2 separate regions of the Mus musculus genome follow, and region 2 is linked to region 1. A link is a loop called in an ENCODE intact Hi-C map of the cell type or tissue named here. Cell type or tissue: heart. All regions are shown on one strand.

Region 1 (2,500 bases):
TTGTTTTTTTGGTTTTTCAAGACAGGGTTTCTCTGTATAGCCCTGGCTGTCCTGGAACTCACTTTGTAGACCAGGCTGGCCTCAAACTCAGAAATCTGCCTGCCTCTGCCTCCCGAGTGCTGGTTTATTATGTTTAAATGTATAATTTTTAACAAGATATAGCTCAGCTGTTTAGAGCAATTGTCTTTCCAGAGGATGTTGGTTTGATTTCCAGCACCTAGAATATGGATCATAACTATCTCTAACTCCAATTTCAGGGGACCCAATCCCATGTTCTGACCAGGCATGTATGTGCTACATATATACATACAGGTAAAACATCTATATATATATGAATGGTATATATGTATATATTTGAAATACATATTAATCAGGCATGGTGGGTGACTCTTGTCTATAATCCTTGAAATACCACCATTTGGGAGACCAAGGCAGGATGACTGCTGAGAGTTAGCGGTCACCATGTACTGCACAATAAGGCTAGGTTAGTCTGGGCTGGAGTTAAAGTGTTTTAAACATCTAAAAAAAAATTATTTATTTAATGTATGTGAGTACACTGTGCTGTCTTCAGACACCCCAGAAGAGGTCATTGGATCCCATTACAGATGGTTGTGAGCCACCGTGTGGTTGCGGGGAATTGAACTCAGGACCTCTGGAAGAGAAGTCAGTGCTCTTAACCACTGAGCCATCTCTCCAGCGCAACATCTATCTATTTATTTATTTTTTAAAGATATGCTAGTGATTAATCTTTATTTGAGTCGGCCTGTGGTGTCACGTGCCTTTACTCCCAGCACTCTGTGAGTTTGAGGCCAGTATGGTCTACAAAGCAAGTTCCAAAACAGGGAAGCCCTGTCTCAAAAAATCAAAAAACAACAAAACTCCATTACTTTTGCTTAATCTCCTGAGGTTAACATCTTTACTAAGAGGTGGATCAGGTAACTTCTCAACAAGGAAAACCTGATTTAGGTTTCTTATGCCAGAAAATAACTTTTCCTTTCCTATTTGCAAAACCGGTCCGATACTAGTAGCCTTTTGGGCTAGAACACCTCTAACATCCCGTTGGCGTTCAAGGAATGGTAGTTGTTTCCTGCAGAAGAGAGTTGGGAATGCAGAAAGCAGTCCACATTTGACTACATTGAAGTCTCGTGGCCTTCAGCCGAGGACGTTCTGGGTGTCTGGCTCAGCAGCTGGCGGTTGGCGTTTTCCCGCGCAGAGGGCAGGGCGGAGCGCCAGCCTCGCAACGTGGGAGCTAGACCCACTCTCCGCCAGAACTACACCTCCCAGCAGGAACCACGCTGGTTCGCTTGGCAGGTGGCACCCATTGGTACTAACTCGGAAGCTAGCCATAAGATGCTCGAATAAGTCAGAATCAGGAGTTGTACTTAGGAGCACGCTGAGAAAAGGCGGTCGTAGAGAGTGCCTTTGCCGCGCAGCACTCTGGGAGTTGTAGTTCGCCCTCAAAACGTCTAGAAGCCAGGCTTGCTTTGAGTGGCTGCACCATGTCACGTGACGAAAGAGCCGCACGCATCGAGCATCTTGCAGTGTTTCTGAGGTCATCATAGCGCGACCGCACGCTTTAATAGTGGGTTCTCTATAGGCGGCGGATAGTACGACCCTGAAATTCTGACCACAAGCAATGTCACCATCTCCGCCGCCTCCACATAGTTCCTCTCGCTCAGCTCCCAGAGCTGTGTTAGCCAGCCGGGTAACCCCGTTCAATCTTCAAGTACTGGCTCCACCCTCTCCCGTGACGTAGGGATCACGTGACGGGCAGGGCCGCCTCTGCCGCCGCCGCCGCTTTGTAAGAGGCACATTGGCAGGTAACGAGCGGCGGCGGCGGCGGGTCCCGAGTCCAACGAGAGCAGCAGCGGTAATTGTCACCCGGTCCCCTTCATCCTGCCTCCCAGGGCCCTGAACCTTGCAGTGTATGCTTTCTGGACCTGGGCTAAGGTCTTCTGAACTCCCAGCCCCCTTTGGGATGCCCCAGCGTCTACTCGGGTGGATCGGGCCGAGCTTCCCTCGCTGGCTTCATGTTTCCGTAGTGTGTCCAGGCCTGAGCACTCTCTTTCCTCTCCCGCTCAGGTTGCCCTGTGCTTCCTGCTCCACCCCCCACCCCCCATCCTAGTTGGCCGGCCCCACCCAGCCCCAGGGGGCGCCTTCCCCTCCCCCCCCTTTGGGTTTTTATCCTGGAGGGTGTGGTTTTCTCTCCCACCTCGGTCCCTGCACGTTGGCAGGAGCTCCTCCGCCACGCTGTCGCCCCATCCGGACCACCTTTCAGCTTTCTAGTCTGGCGCCTGTCCTGGGACTGGTCTTAGTGCCCAACTTCTGCGCTCTAGTCTCTCCCCACTTAATCTGAAGGCATAGTTCAATTTTACTACTTTTCATTACTGTGGTCTTTGGTGTTAGTTGAAACTCTGTGAGTTTCCTCTTCATGCCCTATTGAAGTCTGGTGGTGTCATAGTTTATTTATTCTTTAAGGTGAGGTAAGAGTGCTTGTGAA
Region 2 (2,500 bases), 300 kb after region 1:
ACAACAAAACAATTTTATGGTTGGGGTCACCACAACCTGAGGAACTGTATTAAAGGGCTGCAGCATTAGGAAGGTTGAGAACCACTTTTGGAAGTGGATGAGCTAGAAATGATGTTAAAGTAAGAACAAAGACTATAGACCAAGGAGGCAGGGATTTCTTGAACACAGGGACTCAGCACATGCTTTGGGGCGTGTCGGTGGTAACCTAGAGCGCAGTCCCAGAGGCTAAAACTCCGAGTCACAGCTAGCCCTCACTCAGCTCTGCTTCAAATGTCCAAGGGTGTGGAAATAAGTCAGGGCGAGGAGGAGAAAACGAACAGATTCGGTTTAGAGGGCCAGTGAAGGCCTGGAGGGGAGTGACAACGTATCTGCCTAAGTTCTCCACTCTCCAAGAAGATTTTTACATTCAAGTCAAGACTGGGGCACACCAATGCAATGTGTTCTTGCACTCTTTAAACTGAGACAGGGAAAAGAACATGACCTGTACAGGCACATCCTAATAGTGGCCCATCAATCTGTCAGAAGTGCAATTGTAATTCAAGCCAATGTTGGACATTGCTGTGATTTTCAGGAAGAGCAGGCCATTATGTCAAATCTACACAGTGGGTTGTGACAAGTCGTCATCGTGGTCTTCTTCTTAATAGTAATGTTAAGAGTATGTTGTTGAGAGTAAAAGAAACCTCTGCTTCTCGGCCTCCAACCCCATCTTCCCAGACAGGATCTCACTATGTAACCCTGGATGGTCTGCAACTATGTAAACCAGGCTGGACTCCAACTCGAAAGATCCTCCTGTTTCGCCCTCCCGAGGGCTGGGATTAAAGATGTGCGCTACCATGTCTGATAGCACTGAAACATTTGGTTTACTTTAAAAACAAAAAAACTTTTCTTTTAATCTTGTGTTCCTGTTTTAGCAAGGGTGCTTTGGGGGGACAGGGACGGGATATATGCCACGTGTTTGCTGATGCCCTCCGTGGCCAGAAGAGGGCGTCAGATCGCACAGCTTTCCAGGTGGTTGTGCAAGCGAACGTGACTGCTCTGTTGAGGAGCTACTGTTCTTAAACACTTGAACTAGCGCCCCAGCTTCTCGGTTCACATTTACATTTAGGTAAATGTGTACTAATACCCCATGCAAAACGTTCCTTTTTTTTTTTTTTTTTTTTTTTTTTTTTTTTGCTGTCCACAAAATTTGAAAGCCCGGATTGACCAATACACCTTGAAGAAAATGGAAATAGCTTATACGAACAGTCAAATGAGGCTGTCTCTACCACAGGGGTAGCTCCAGGAGGGAGAGTGAGCCAACAATCAGGGAGAGAACAGGGAGGGTCTGGGAATTAGCTTACTACTCCAGGCTGACAGATGAGGTAACTGAGACTGGATCACGTCACGCACCTCAATATGGGATTTCACACCCCCTCAGGACTGGGCCCGCTGGCTGGCTGGCCCGCGCGCGCGGAACCCGCCACTCCGAGAGGTAAAGAACACACCCCTAGCACAGCGCGCAAACTCGCTGGCCTCCAGGGCCCGCTACGGAGAGTCGCCTACGCCCGGCCGGCCGGCCGTCCGCCCGCCCGCCCGCCCGCCGGACTCTGCTCCGCGCGGCCTCGGGAAGGCCGGAAGGAGCCCCGCGGGGGGCGCCAGAGGCCCACGTCCGCTCCCTTGGCGCCGGGACCCGCCCGCTCTCCTCGGAAACCCAGGGGCCGAGCCTCCCCATCCCGTGGAAGATGGAGGAGGGTTCCGTACGTGCAGCGCGCGTGGCTTGGCCCTCGCGAGCCACTGTCCCCGCGCAGCACGCACCCCACTTGCCACCGCAATGGCCCGCACCCTTCGGACTAGACTGCTAGACCCTAGGGGTCCCGCGCGGGAAACGGGACAGTACCTGAGACCGGAGGCGCCTCCGCCATCCCGTGCCGCAGCACCTCAAGCGAGCCCCGCCACCGAGCGAAGGCTGTCACCTGGTCACGTGTCCCGGATTTCCGGCGCCGAGAGACTAGTCGCTCCTACGCGCCCGGGGACAGCCAAGGGGGTGGTGCTACCTGAGCACACAGTGAAATGGCGCATTTGGGACGTCAGACAAATGCGCCGGCCCGGGTGCAAGCGGGGTTTGCGGGGGGGACACGAGTGGCTGGAGGAGACCCACCCGGACCGCAGGATCTACTGCCCCCAACTTGCGTAATTGCTTTTCGAGAGCTGCTGGGTTCTCCAGCTGCTACGCCTTTTTGTCAAGTCCTGCCATCCGCCCGGCTTCAAATGACCTTCAGCTAAGAGGCGGCCTGGAGCGGCTCACGCAGGCGACGAGGGGGGGGGGGGCGCTGTAGTAATCAAAGGGCATTGTGGAGGAAAAGACTGCAAAACAATAAAAGGTTACCTGCCAAGGGTTAGGTAGCCCACGACTTCAGGACCTGGGAGGCTGGATCGGGGGTGGGATGGGAGTGGGATGTAGTGAGTTCCAGGTCCTGGGCTACCTATCCCTGTCTGTGTAAAACGAAACACAGTATCTAAA

Evidence for each region. Peaks named below come from ENCODE experiments on the same cell type or tissue, not always from the same donor. Only the 100,000 strongest peaks of a DNase experiment are listed, where the experiment ranks them.
Region 2: it touches region 1 in a loop (4-fold over the local background); 1 of 42 quality-filtered maps calls a loop at or near these places.

The regions. Positions count from the first base shown.
Region 1 is chr4:41,274,410-41,276,909 of GRCm38, reverse strand. It overlaps Ubap2 (ubiquitin-associated protein 2), which reads left to right and starts at 1,775. Exons shown (of 29, transcript NM_026872.1): 1 at 1,775-1,870. In heart, no CTCF peak of the experiment used is centred here; a DNase peak (open chromatin) is centred at 1,509; H3K4me3 peaks cover 1,697 bases; H3K27ac peaks cover 1,812 bases.
Region 2 is chr4:40,970,436-40,972,935 of GRCm38, reverse strand. Nfx1 (nuclear transcription factor, X-box binding 1) reads right to left here and starts at 1,993. Exons shown (of 24, transcript NM_023739.3): 1 at 1,877-1,993. The coding sequence starts at 1,901. In heart, a CTCF peak has its summit at 972 (motif pointing right); DNase peaks (open chromatin) are centred at 1,445 and 1,985; H3K4me3 peaks cover 1,834 bases; H3K27ac peaks cover 1,522 bases.